4 separate regions of the Homo sapiens genome follow, and regions 1, 2 and 3 are each linked to region 4. Evidence: chromatin contacts called from ENCODE Hi-C or POLR2A ChIA-PET data. All regions are on one chromosome and are shown on one strand. The core of a region is the stretch at or near the end of the contact, and the rest is flanking DNA. Distances in the headings are between cores, read along the strand shown.

The links. Hi-C counts contacts between places; a loop is a spot of excess contacts on that map. ChIA-PET counts read pairs that join two places held with the same protein, here RNA polymerase II (POLR2A). Pooled maps may share reads with other maps.
Region 1: a pooled map shows a loop between it and region 4 (12-fold over the local background). The contact joins the promoter of PPP3R1-AS1 here to the promoter of MPHOSPH10 in region 4. A Hi-C loop is called at or near these places in 2 of 37 single-sample maps with no recorded cell type and 6 of 50 pooled maps.
Region 2: a loop to region 4 is called in a map of B cell, with 19 times the contacts of the local background. The contact joins the promoter of APLF here to the promoter of MPHOSPH10 in region 4. A Hi-C loop is called at or near these places in 1 of 168 maps with a recorded cell type or tissue (B cell), 1 of 37 single-sample maps with no recorded cell type and 7 of 50 pooled maps. POLR2A ChIA-PET finds 5 or more read pairs at or near these places in 1 of 52 experiments (naive thymus-derived CD4-positive, alpha-beta T cell).
Region 3: a map of CD8-positive, alpha-beta T cell shows a loop between it and region 4 (15-fold over the local background). The contact joins the promoter of DNAAF10 here to the promoter of MPHOSPH10 in region 4. A Hi-C loop is called at or near these places in 2 of 168 maps with a recorded cell type or tissue (CD8-positive, alpha-beta T cell and gastrocnemius medialis) and 6 of 50 pooled maps.

The regions. Positions count from the first base shown.
Region 1 is chr2:68,249,972-68,253,237 of GRCh38, forward strand. PPP3R1-AS1 (PPP3R1 and CNRIP1 antisense RNA 1) reads left to right here and starts at 1,632. Exons shown (of 2, transcript XR_001739527.2): 1 at 1,632-1,763. It overlaps PPP3R1 (protein phosphatase 3 regulatory subunit B, alpha), which reads right to left and starts at 2,561. Exons shown (of 6, transcript NM_000945.4): 1 at 2,154-2,561. The coding sequence starts at 2,156. RefSeq lists silencers at 1,881-1,990, 2,171-2,220, 2,481-2,920 and an enhancer at 3,011-3,266.
Region 2 is chr2:68,466,325-68,469,540 of GRCh38, forward strand. APLF (aprataxin and PNKP like factor) reads left to right here and starts at 1,261. Exons shown (of 10, transcript NM_173545.3): 1 at 1,261-1,503. The coding sequence starts at 1,408. FBXO48 (F-box protein 48) reads right to left here and starts at 970. Exons shown (of 4, transcript NM_001024680.3): 1 at 887-970; 2 at 1-146. RefSeq lists enhancers at 51-110, 204-1,099, 1,100-1,994 and a silencer at 1,336-1,545.
Region 3 is chr2:68,155,692-68,159,009 of GRCh38, forward strand. It overlaps DNAAF10 (dynein axonemal assembly factor 10), which reads right to left and starts at 1,836. Exons shown (of 8, transcript NM_138458.4): 1 at 1,570-1,836. The coding sequence starts at 1,752. It overlaps PNO1 (partner of NOB1 homolog), which reads left to right and starts at 2,197. Exons shown (of 7, transcript NM_020143.4): 1 at 2,197-2,450; 2 at 2,689-2,838. The coding sequence starts at 2,244. RefSeq lists enhancers at 1,079-2,011, 1,469-1,608, 1,889-2,128, 2,409-2,508.
Region 4 is chr2:71,129,166-71,132,433 of GRCh38, forward strand. MPHOSPH10 (M-phase phosphoprotein 10) reads left to right here and starts at 1,469. Exons shown (of 11, transcript NM_005791.3): 1 at 1,469-1,589. The coding sequence starts at 1,501. MCEE (methylmalonyl-CoA epimerase) reads right to left here and starts at 1,064. Exons shown (of 3, transcript NM_032601.4): 1 at 1,015-1,064. The coding sequence starts at 1,054. RefSeq lists enhancers at 287-1,145, 1,467-1,516, 1,617-1,666.

The sequences.
Region 1 (3,266 bases), core at 382-2,881, 2.9 Mb before region 4:
TCACTCCAAAGCCTGATTTATTTGGGTTAATCGACATCCCATATGGCAAAGTTGAGTTATGGGTATGGTCTTGATACTTTCAAACCAGTACTGTATTCAGCAGACCAAAATAACCCTAAAGTTGGAAAGCCACTGCCAACATTATGTAGGTCCTGAAATGGTATTGGGAGGATGAAAGAGGAAAAAAAAAAACCCAACAGTTGAATTAGGAAATAAATACTGAAAAGGGAGCTGGGAAGAAAAGGAACATAATGACCTGGCAGGAAACAACATCGTCTGATACACCGTAAAATATTTTAAAAGACAAGAAAACAGAGTTAACAGGAAAATAAGAAATTGAAGAGCTAAAAGAGAACTTCCCAGTTTCAGTCTGTTGTTCAAAAAACAGAGGACGGGGTGCACCGCAAGAGAGTTACTATTTGGAAACCATACCACTTCGCTGTATAATATATAAACAACAAAAGGCTAGATCATTGTTCCTCAAATGTGCTGTTTATAAAGCTAAGTAAAAACATTCCCTGCAATGAACAAAGATCTTCAAGATCCTGACCTTCAAGTAAAGCATGTGCATAAGGAAATTCTATTAAAGCACTGAAATGCAATTCTTCACTTCAAAAGACTATGCCAACAAAAAGATTATATGATGAATGGCTATGATCTTCCTAAATTGTTTTGTGACTTTCAGGTGCCAAAGTTGCCTCTCTGAGCTGCCTCGCAAGTTGGCAAGGAAAAACTTTCTCTACACATCAAAATCGGCAATCATTTAAGTCTGCTCTTAATCTGGGTTTTAAGTGCACCAGTAAGCACTTACTCATTTGCCCTATATTTTAAATAAAAGCTGACTTACCTGAATATTCTAATTTCACGTTCTTCCCTTAAAATCGATTTCACCAAATCGATTTTAAGTTGTAAGCAACAGCATTCCTCCCTTCAGTAATCCACCACGTACACTGAAGCACTTAAATTCTACATACAGGGTGGGATACCATACAGTGGAAAAGATGCGAGAAATTACCCACCGTCAACCAGTTTAAGTCTTCTGACAACTGTTCAAAGACTTTTAGAGAAAGCCTAATAACTGAATCGCATGATGGAGTATCTGATATACGCGGAATAGCACTCTGAACTTTCTCTACTGTGTATACAACTCTTGATTACAAAGAGGAAACTAACGACTAGGGCTTCCCCGAGCGAGAGAACCGGTAAGGTAACAGGCTAAAAGGGCGTCGTTGATTTCTTGGCTGCAGCGACAGAGGCGGGAGACACACCCCTAGCGTCGGTCTGAAACACTACAGCAGCGAATTCTACCTAGGGATTAATGTGAGGGTAAGGAAAGACAAATTAAAATCGCCATGATTCAAAAACAACCACTCCAAGAGAGAGACACAAGAAGGTACCAAAGAAAATGAAAAAACCCTTGGTAGTAACGGAAGCATGAAAAATTAAGCGCCCCCATTTCTCCCAAACCAAGTTCGCGTATGTTTTCGTGAACAAACACCTTGGATCTTTCCGGTTCGCCAGGGCAGCGAGCAAAGCAGCAGCGAACGGAAACCCCGCAGGGCTGCGCACCGCAGCTAAACCGACGCTCGCAGGAGAGGGGAAGTGAGTGGCAGGGTTCCCTGCCAAGACTCACTGCTGGGAAACAGGCAGTGAGTGGAAGCAGCAGCAGCTCTGGAGAGTAAGTGGGTCTTATGTAAAGTGCCATTTGCCACATATTGTTATTTCCAAAGGATTTCAGAATACCCTCGAACTCGAAAAACAGAGTGAGTGTGGAGGGGAGGGGGGTGCTCCACGTGGAGGAGGGTCGCGAGAAGGAGAGTGCGCCGGGCTGATGGTCAGCGGTGCCCGCGGGGGTCGATGCCGGGCGGGACCGGCGGCGCGGGGGTGGGGCGACGGCGGGGCGGCGGCCGAGCAGCAGAGGGGCGCCCCGCAGAGGCCGGGGGCGGGCGCGGGGGCCCCGCCGCCGTCCTGTCAGCAGCCGCCCCGCCGCCCTCTCCGGCTCGCCCGCAACCGCCGCGGGACCCGCCGGGCCCGGGTCTCTGGAATTTTCCACGGGGGACAGCCGACCGGGGGCGTCGGGGCTCGCCCCCGCACCCGACCCGGACGGCGGCAGTAGGGGGAGGGATGGTGCATCGAGGAAGCCAAGGTCTCACCATTTTGCTCGGCGGGTCGGCGGCTCGCTGGCTCGCTGGCTCGGAGAAGTGTTGCGCTCAGGCTGGCTCGCAGGAAACGGCGGCGGCGGCCCAGCTGCGGCCCTCGGGTCGCCGGCGGGGAGGGGGCGCGCGTGGGGGAGGGGAGGCGGCGCCGCGGGGCCCGCGCCGGCCGGGCGATTGGGCACGCGAGGGAGCGGGCAGGGTAGGGGGAAATAAATTAAGGTCGAGATTCAGAGCCGGAGAGCGCGGGAGGAGCAGCGGCGAGAGGCAGGAGAGGCAGAGAAGAAGAAAGGAGGGGGAGAGGGGGCGAAGACGGCCGGGAAACTCGGGGGCTGCAGCCTCGCGCTCGCGCCGGAGCCGTGACGGACTCACTGCAGCGGCTCGCGCTGACCCGCAACCTCAAGGCACGAAAAAAGGGGAGGGCGGAGAGGGAGGGGAAAGCGGAGTGCTGCAGCGCGCGGGGCGGGGGCGGGGCTTCCGCGAGCGCCGCACATCCGGGAACCTGCGCGCCCCGCTGGGCGGCGAGTGCCGCGGCGCTCTGGCGAGCTCTGGTTGGGGAACGCTGAGCGCGCGGACCACGTTCGCCCCTCAGCCGGCCGCCCCTTGCGTGCAGGGTGGGGGGAGGCCAGGGGCGGGGGCGCGGACGTCGGTGACGTCGCGTGGCGGAGCCCTTCCGGTCATGTGGCTGGAGGCGGGCGGGGAAGAAGGCAAGGCTGGGAGGGGAAGGAGGAAATGCGAGGGTTCCCCGGCGGGAGGAAGCGCGAGGGGTGCGCGAGTGCTAGCGAAAGGGGGACAGGGGCCCTGGAGTGGAAGCCTTGCGGGAGAGGAGGAGCAGAGGAGCAGTCTTAGGGTGTCAGAACCACCCGGATGCCGCACCAAAAAACAGGAAAAATCCAAGTCCTGCGAGAGGCAGTCAAAGGTATCTGTGCATCCGTGTACCGACTTGGATCCACTACAGAATTGCACGGCCCATCAGGACTGCTGTCACCCCGGTGCAGCACCCGCAGGCCCATCTGTAATATGAATTGGCAGAGTCAGGAACCAGGTTGCAAAGACAGAGAAGCGAGCCAAAGCTGGCCGCAGCCCGAGGCGTGGGGAGAACCTGGGCAAACG
Region 2 (3,216 bases), core at 11-2,510, 2.7 Mb before region 4:
TCTTTTAACTCAGCTGAACACAAATCTCTTTTCTAGACGAGCTACTCAGCTATGTTTTCGGACTTGCCAAGACCACGGTGGCTCCCATTCATGATCCAGATTAGCTGTGGTGGCTGGAACTGCAGTCTGTGTTCAACAGAGGTCTTCTTCTTGAGGGTTAGGAGAAGTAAGAAAGCAAACGTAAAAACGGGTGAGTCAAGAGCAAGTTTTTGCCATGCACCTTGGCCCCTCCCACCACCAATACAAACCAAAGCCAAACCACAACGTTCTTGAAAAGAATCTCACATTAGGAAAACGTTACAGTGCATTTAAACGTTACAGTGTGTTTATCCACTTCTCCCAGGATCTTACTGGGAGAATAAAATGCGTCCCCTTGTGGAATTCCTGTAACGGGAATGAAGGCTTTTGAATTTCACAGCAGGGGATACCTTTGCGAGTTTCTAAAATCCCACTAGGAATCTTTCTTCTACGTCCAGGTTCGCCTGGATGCCTGGAAACGACCCCTCTTCTGCCCTTTCTCCTTTATGAACTGAGCTTTCCTGAATTCTCTCTCAAGTGAAGTAAAAGCTCGTCCCCCTTTCAACTATCATTCGGAGGGATAGATCGGCGGCAGCGCAGTCGGAGGGGCGGGGAGCCCCACTCCGTCCAAATCCCGCGGGTCAGGGCTAATCACCCCACGTCCCGTCTGAGCCACCCTCCTTGTGTCCCGCGCGGGTTGCAGCTGCTGGAACCCAAGAACACAGGGCACTGACAAGTGACAACAACCGTCAGCGTTGACTGTCACTGCGGCTCCAGGCCGCGGAGGGAAGGCTGAGCTTGCGTCCAGGCCGCGTCCCCGGGAGCGTAGACACCTAAGCCAACGGGAACGGAAGACCCTTCTACCTACTAGGCCGCGGTAGCTTCTCCTCCCGCGATTTAAATCCACCGGAATTCGAATCCTTCCCCATAGCTCTTCGCATCCCGCCCACCTGAGTCCCGCCCTGCTCAGAACTCGCGCAGGCGCCGAGAGGGGCGCGCAGTGCCTTTGGGGATTGGTAGTTTTTTCCAGGGCGTCTCCGCTCGGGAAAGGAAGTGAAGAAAGCCACCAGGACTACAAGGCCCGGCGTCCTCCAAGATGGGAGGGAGGTGAAAAGGGTGTTGGGGAATAAGCCGGGGTTTTTAAACAGTAGTTTTGAGGCGGCGAGACTGGGGAATCCCCGGTTGCGTCATTAGTAGGCGTGGAGGGGCGGGACTCGTGAAGCTGCGCTGGGGCCGGGCTCTGAGAGGACCGGCGCAGCCGCGGGGAGCCTTTGAGGCCCTCCCTCGGTGTTTTTTCCCAGGGCGTGGGCTTGCCCCGCGCGTGTCTGTGGAGGGCGGAAACAGCGGAGGGGCCAGTCTCCTGGCGAAGGGGCCTAATCCTTGCCCGCCATGTCCGGGGGCTTCGAGCTGCAGCCGCGGGACGGCGGTCCCCGGGTGGCCCTGGCGCCCGGGGAGACGGTGATCGGCCGCGGGCCGCTGCTGGGAGTAAGTGTGGGCGGGGGCTTAGCGGACCCCGAGAGCCGTGGAGTTCCGCGCCGGCTCCTGAAGACCGGCCCTAGTCCTGGCCGGTTTCCCCACCGCACTGGTCCGCCGGTCCGGATTTTAGAAGTTTGGGGCCGCACGTTTTTCAGTTACCTTTAAGCCAATTCACAAACATTTCTTTATGTTGCTTTTAAAACACTGACTGTATTACCATTATTATCTTATCCAGGGATTGGCAAACTAGTGCCTGGGGGCCAAATCCAGCCTATGTTTGTATGGCCCCATGAACTAAGAATGATTCTTAAATTCTGAAATGTAAAATGTAAACAAAAAATCTACTAATTTTTCAGGGGGAATAGTTGCTCCAAGGGTTGAGGGTATTGCGGCTTGTCTTGTAAAGCCTAAAATATTTACAGTAGTGTCTGGTCCTTTACAGAAAAGTTTGCCAAACTGTGATATTACGTCTTCTAGGCTAATTTCTTTTAACCTTTGGTCTCCTTTGCAGAGCTGTGTGGACCTTATTTATTTATATTATTTATTATTTCCAGTAAAATGAGTAGCTAACCCTTCATAAGTAATGTGTATAGCGTTCGTGTCATTGGTCTAAGGAGACATTACCTATACCAACATCTTTAACTGTCTCAAGACCGTATCAGTTAGCTATTTTTATTATCCTCATTGTTCAGATGAGAAAATTGAGCCATACATACATTATTTAAAGTCCATACATAAGCTTTTGGACACATAATGCCACAAAGCTAAATATTCTCTACCTTCTTTGGGAGAGGTTTAGGAATAAGAACATTTGCATATTGCATTCTGGAATTCTATAGATCTCTTAAGTACATCTAGTTTTCTATTTTGTTCTTTAACATTCAACATTTCTTGTTTGGTGCTCACTGTGTAGAACATTTTGCAGATTCTAGCACTGTGGGGCATACAAAGATGAATGGAACATGGGTCCCTACCCTTTAGGAGTTTTCTCTTGGGACCGGGGAGACACCTGTGTCAGTGAGCTAACACCAAGGAGTAAGGAGTGTGTACTGTTGTCCTGGTTAACTTCCAGAGTCTAAATGGAACCATTGGTACTTGCCTTAGGTCCCTTCTGGGAGCAGGGAAAGGAGTGGTAGTTTAAGATTGTATTATGGAAGCTGGTCCTAAAGGGGTGTGTGTGTGTGTGTGTGTGTGTGTGTGTGTTGTGTGTTGTGTGTTGTGTACATGCACATGTGCATGTGGTAAGGTTATTGAGGAAGTAGATATTCAATTGCTGTTCATTTTTTTACTGGACAAGTGATTATTTAAATATTTAACATCATTTCTATTTTTTTCATCGTTTGTTGGCCTATACAAACACTGGAAGGAACTGTCTGGAGGCTTTATTTTTCTTTTAAATTCGTAGGTTTGAAACTTAAGAGTATGTGCTTAATCTAGTAATCATATGTCTGGTGACTAACGAGTTTTGACTTGCTTAAGAAATTGTCACCAGTAGAGTACTGTGGGTCTGGTTAAAAGGTGGATGAATTTTAGGGCCGTGGTTTAGAAACATGGCAACAGATTGCAGACCGTTTCATTATTTGTAGCTTGTTCTTTGTGTTGTCGACTTGCTAATGTGAGATGAGCCTATTTGGTATCTGTTTTTAAAAATGGTAAGGAGTGAAAGCTGGGCAATTACCTGGTCAAGATTTTGCTTTTCCTTTTGAAATAACATTCAGGGAT
Region 3 (3,318 bases), core at 586-3,085, 3.0 Mb before region 4:
ACAACAACAACAAAAAACAAAAACAACCCAAAATGCAATGTAAAGAAATTTTACTTTGTGTAGAAATCAGGAAGGGCATCATACATTAGATAATCTGAACTGAACATTGGAATAGCAACAGGTAGCCAGGCTTGGTGGCTCACGCCTGTAATCCCAGTATTACGGGAGGCCGATGTAGGCAGACTGCTTGAGCCCAGGAGTTGGAGACCAGCCTAGGCAACACGGTGAAACCCCATCTCTACCAAAATAAAAAATAAAAAAATAAAAAGTACAAAAAAATTAGTTAGGTGTGGTGGCACACACCTGTAGTCCCAGCTACTTGGGAGGCTGAGGTGGGGAGGCGGAGGTTGCAGTGAGCTGTGTTTGCACCACAGCACTCCGGGCTGGGTGACAGATTGAGACCCTGTCTCAAAAAAAAAAAAAAAAAAAAAAAAGCCACTGGTTACCAGAAGCTAAGTGATGAACAATACAAGGAACGAAGGAAAGGTAGAAAAAAATAAGCCATGTTTCATGTTTGTCATTCAGGGAAACTTAAAGCGGGATGGGGTCTTACATACTTTCTATTCTAGGCTTAACAGTCCAAATTGTATTCATCCTTTATCTACCAGTTTAATCCCTACCTCCTCCAAGCAGATTCTCTCCATAGGTTTTGATCCCCAGAGTTAACCTACCCTGCACTTGTAGTCTATTACAACCCTGATCTGATAATGACTGATCATTTTTTCAGGTAACAAAATCAACACTTTTTAAAAACTATAAACAGCTATAAAATGCTAGTTACTATCATTATTCTCTAATTCTTTCACTAGTAATCTTCAAAAAAACCTTGCAAACCTAATCTTTCCACACCCTGCTTAAATCCTTTCAGTTGTGTCCGTTTTTTCTTAGAAAAAAGGCATAAATCCTTTGAATGTCCTACAGATCTTGCAATGTCTGGTTCCTGCTTATCCCTCTAGTTTCTTAAGGAGATAAACTTCTTCCCATCACTGAGCTTCTGCATGTGCAGAAGCCCTGGAAACCTTGTCCTTTACTCCTAGTTTGACCTAGTTAGCTTCTGCACATACCAAAATCTGTTTTCATTCATCCCAAATCTGTTTTCACTCTCATTGAACCGTAACCGTGTTCCTTTGTGTGAGACAACTCATCTCGGTTTGTATTTATGTATCGTTGCTTTGATTATTGAACTGAGTATCTCTCCCACTAGAAAATAAACTCCATGAGATGGGGGACATTACCATTCACATCCCTGGGAATACCAGGCACTCAGCTGATGCCTGTCGAATGTGTTAGGTTGCCTCTTCCAACCACACTGCAGGCATCCTGGTGCCCGCTTTGGCTGGACTGCACTGGGGGTGGCAGGACGGTTGGGCGCGGAGGAACTACCCCGCGGATGAGAAGAAAGGTTTTAAATAGGAAACATTCCTCAGTCGGCGGTCAGCTTCTCTGGTCTCGCGCGGCTCAAGCCATGCTTTGGGGGACGCTGGGCGAAGGCTCTGGCAAAGAGGAATGCAGACCCCAGGATCCGCACTCGCCCCCAACGGCAGTCCGGATCCTCGACCCGGCACCCACCTCCCGAAGCAGCTTCAGGTCCCCGTGCTGGATCTCGTACAGCTGAATGACGCCGGTGCCCCGTGCGAAGTTGCCCATGGTCACAAATTTGGCGCTGCAGGGCACCCACTTACAGTCAAACACCGTGTAGTTGAAGCCCTTCTGGATATGGGCGATGATCTGAGGCTTCTCGAAGGCCGACATGGTGCAGCCAATTTCAGCTACGGCAACCGCCACACCCAGAGCCCCCAAAAACGGCAACCTGGAAACCAGACTCCAAACATTGGCAATTTGTCCCTCCCGCTTTCCGTATTCTGCCCCAGATGCCCTGGCATGTTGGCTGTAGTTATCCCCGGATAATGCCAGATGCGCTCCTGCGATCGCACAGAATGTTCCTTCACAACAGCACGAATTTGTTTATCGCCTTTACCCACTGCCTTTCGCACACATACATACTAGAGATTACAAAATACTTGGGCTGGGAGTTGCGCGGCTGGAGTGAGCCCAAGACCATCAGGCATATCTTAGGACAGCCTAACCCCGTTTTCCCCCCCACCGGCCCCAAATCCTGCAGGTCCCCGGCCTGTGACGTTTTAGGAAAGGGGCGGAGCTGCAGGGGTGGTTGGCTGAGGCTGGCTTCTGCGTGGTGCAGCTGCGCACGTGTTTCAGCCGGCAGCGCTTTAAGATTTCCGGGGATGGAATCCGAAATGGAAACGCAGAGCGCCAGGGCAGAGGAGGGCTTTACCCAGGTCACCCGCAAGGGTGGCCGACGGGCGAAGAAACGACAGGCTGAACAGCTGTCCGCAGCAGGAGAGGGCGGGGATGCGGGCCGCATGGACACAGAGGAGGCCAGGCCGGCGAAGAGGCCCGTCTTCCCACCCCTCTGTGGGGACGGGCTCCTGGTATGTGGCTGGGACCCTAGGACAGCAACGAGGCAAGGGCCAGACGCGGATCAAGCCGATGGCCTCTGGAGAATGTTGAAGCTGCGGTGGGGCTGTTCTGCCGTGATGCTCAGAGAGAAGTGATTCTTTGAAGTGTAACTAGTTCAGTTAAAGGAGGCCCTTTGTGGATCAGATGTCATTTTAAACTCCATCACCGTCCCTCCATAGCCTTCTGAGTTGTGTGTTCTTTTATTTACAGAGTGGGAAAGAAGAAACAAGGAAAATTCCAGTCCCAGCTAACAGATACACACCATTGAAAGAAAACTGGATGAAGATATTTACTCCTATTGTGGAACATTTGGGACTTCAGATACGCTTTAACTTGAAATCAAGGAATGTAGAAATCAGGGTAAGGAAAATCTCAATCATTTCCCAATACACCAGGCTTTCTCTCCTACAGAGATGAAAAGGCATGAATAGGCTTTACTTAATGGGACTTTTCTGTTGTATGGTTTTTGTCCAGTTTAAAAATTTACCATATTGAGTTTGAACTTCCCAAATGCCTTAAAAATCTGCATTCGATACAAATATTAATTGAATTTGTAAATTAGTTCTGAGATCACACCAAAATACTGGCTCTTCTTCTGTGTATCTTTTATAATGTTCTATGTCAAATTGAGAAAAGGTCGAGTAAAGAGATTGCCATAAACAGAAGCAGGTAAATAATGAATATAAGCACTTGCTGCTTTACAAGAAGTATATACAGTCAGCGTCGGGAATATGTTCTGGGATATGTTTTGTCAGATGACTTAGTCCTTGTGCGAATATTATAGAGTGTACTTACACAAACCTAGATGGTATGTGTATATTTGTTTATATATTTTTTTCA
Region 4 (3,268 bases), core at 219-2,718:
CTTTATCTGTATTGAGTTCTTGCAGTATGTATATGACCTGTTGGAAGTCATACTTTTTCCCAAACTGTCAATCATTAAAGTGTGCAGTTCTAAAAATAGACATAAAAATGCCTTTTCCCAAATATTCATTTATTTATAGTTTTACGTTCCTATCTTGTGTATCACCTAAGAGGAAGGTATGCCTTACGGTTAAGAATGTGGGCTCTGGTGCTAGAAGGATTTATCACGAATGTCCCGGAGTAACTCTGGGGCATTACCACTTGGCACCTTCTTCCTAATAGGGAATCTCAGATTAAGGGAAATACTTGCCCTCTCATAAAAGGAGGAAGAGAAAAAAAAAAAGGATAAAAAGAGGAGAAAGTGAGTCAGAAAACGTGACAATTATTACAGTTATTTCTGTCATAACTGATTCTATGTACATATTTTAAAAAAAATGAAGGGGGAGAGAACTCAAGAAAGTTTCCAAATCCACATGCTTTTATCTGTGTACGCGATAAATATATTAGTGCACGTGGAAAAACCACTCCTTTTGTATTCTTTACACCACTGACCTTTGAGTGTTCCCAACAGAAAGCTGGTCACGCTTGGAGTTCGGCCGACTAGTAGTTGTTGTTTTTACGGAACGTGCTCTCCTTTCTGGTTTCTCCCCAGTCTCTTTATTGGTGCGCGGTAAAATAACTTACCGATCCGCTTCTATTTACTTCTGTCCCTGCCCTGCCTGACCTGCCGGGCAAGTTCCCTCGACTCTCCCGCCCACATACTGGAAGGTGCAGAGCCCAAGGCGCACAGCTCTCGGATGGAAATGGGACTCATGCACAAGGCAATCCCCGCTACTAAGCGGTGGCGCTTCTGGAAGGCACCCTCTGCCTAAGTGACAGCAGCTGCTGTGGAACGCGCCCCCGGGGGAGGACATTAGATCAAGGTGCTTTGGCCACGCCGAGGCCTCCTCCGCCCCCGACCGCCGTTCCCACGCTCCCTGTCCCATGGCGAAGGTCGCCGGTGCCCGGTATTCACCTACGGCATTCGCGGCTGCAGCCTTCAGCACCCGCGCCATTTTGGAAAGCAACCCGCCACGTCAAGACTAGCCACGGAGGTTGAGAGACGCGCGGCAGAGGGCGGGGCGGGAGGCAGAGGGGGCGGGGACAGAAAGGTCAGGGGCGTGGCGAAGGTCGCTGCTTTCCTGCTACAACGGGCCTACTTTAGCTAAAACAGAAACGTAAGGCCAGGACGGGTCACCCTTTGTGGGCCCCTGAAAAATACAAAACGAAGTTTGGAGAGAGTTGAAAGGCGTTTGGGCTGACCATGGAGATTTTTGTTTCCCACCCTCCTGCGAAAGCGCTCGCGCTGCCATTGGCTCTGGCTGAGGGCGAGTCCGGAACCTGTGCGCCGCGGAACTTTCGGCTCTGAAATCCAAGTTGCGCTGGGCGCATCTTTGCCGCGCGGTTTCCGGGCGGCTCCCTTCCCTTGCATGCTGCATTGTGTCGGGAGTTGCTGACAGCCATGGCGCCGCAGGTCTGGCGTCGACGGACCCTGGAGCGGTGTCTGACGGAAGTCGGCAAAGCCACGGGTCGGCCCGAGTGCTTCCTCACGTAAGTGCGCAGATCCCGGGCTCGGGGTGCGACCGGGGTCTCACGTGGACGCGGGTTGCAGGCCTCCGGCAAATTGTGGAGCTGGGGGAAGGTAAGGGGAAACGTAAAATCGCTTTTCCCCAAATTTCAGAGTTTATGCTTTCCTAGGCTATCAAAATTTTAAAAACTGTTAAAATTTGTATAGATGGATCTCTCAGTTGAGTGTTACTGAAATCACTCTAACCTCAATTGTTAACACCTAGAAGCTTCCCTTGGGCTTCTTACGCCCCCATCCCTCTACACACAGACTGTTGGTTTCTCCTTCCTCCTATGTGCTCTCAAAGCACTTAGCGCTTAGCATACTTTATTGAAAGTACGAACTTGTCACTTGTCTGTCCACCCCCCATGACTAAGCTTCTTCAGAAATAGAACTTCCATGTCTCTTCCCAACACAAGCGTTTTATATGTATTTTGTTGAAGAATTTAAAATGTGATCTATGAAATTATTACTCATTTATGTTTCAAACCCCAACCTTTCCCTGAGTTCCCAGCTCACAGCAACTACAGACTGAGCTTAGTTTGAATTCCGTAGCACACAACTGGGATATCCACACTGTACAACTTTTAACGATTTTTAAAATTTTGGTACTGTCAAGCATCTCAAATTCACTGCGTCCAAAATAGAGCTGTTGTGTCTGTTTAATAGAATTGTTGTTTCTACCCACCTATACTCTGCCATCCCCTGAAGTCCTTTTCCCATGCTACACCTGTCAAGCGCGTCTGTGTGAAGAGACCACTAAAACAGGCTTTGTGTGAGCCACAAGGCTGTTTATTCACTTGGGTGCAAGTGGGCTGAGTCCGAAAAGAGAGTCAACTAATGGTGATGGGGAAGGGGTTGCTTTATAGGAGTTGGGTAGGTAATGGAAAATTACAGTAAAAGGTGGTTATCTATTAGCAGAGGAGGACGGGGTCACAAGGTACATGGTGGGGAGATCATAAGACTTATTGTCCAGAAGAAGAATGTCACAAGGTCGATTGATCAGTTAAGGTAGGGCAGGGACAAGTCACAATGGAGGAATGTTGTAATGTTGATTAATCAATTAAGGCAGGAACTGGCTGTTTTATTTCTTTTGTGGTTTTTCGGCTGCCCCAGACTTCTTGGCTCCTGCAGGCCATCTGGACATATATGTGCAGGTCACAGGGGTTACAATGGCTGAGCTTCAGCTCAGAGGCCTGACACCACCACCCAAGCCTTCCCTATCTCAGTAAATGGCACTTCTGTCTTTTCAGGTACTCAAACATAAAACTAGGCTGCTACTTTAATGTCTTCATTTTTCTCTATTCTATATCTAATTCTTTAGCAATCCTGTCAGTTCTACCTCCAAACTATACTCAGCATATTCACTGCTCTAACTCCAGTCTAAATCACCATTATCCTTTCGCTGGAATGCTGCATCAACCTTCTAATCACTGTACTTTCCTCCTCCTCCCTCGTCCCTTTCTCCTTCCTTCGTGTAAATCATCATTTCATCCCTCTGCTTAAAATGTTTTCTCTTTACACTTTAAATGACAAATTCTTACTCCTGAACCATGCATAATTTGGCTCCCATCAGTCTCTCCAGCTTCACCCTCTGCCTCCTTCACACTCTAGCCATGGTCACCTGTTTGTTTCCTCAAGCTCACCTCTAGAGGATTTGCAT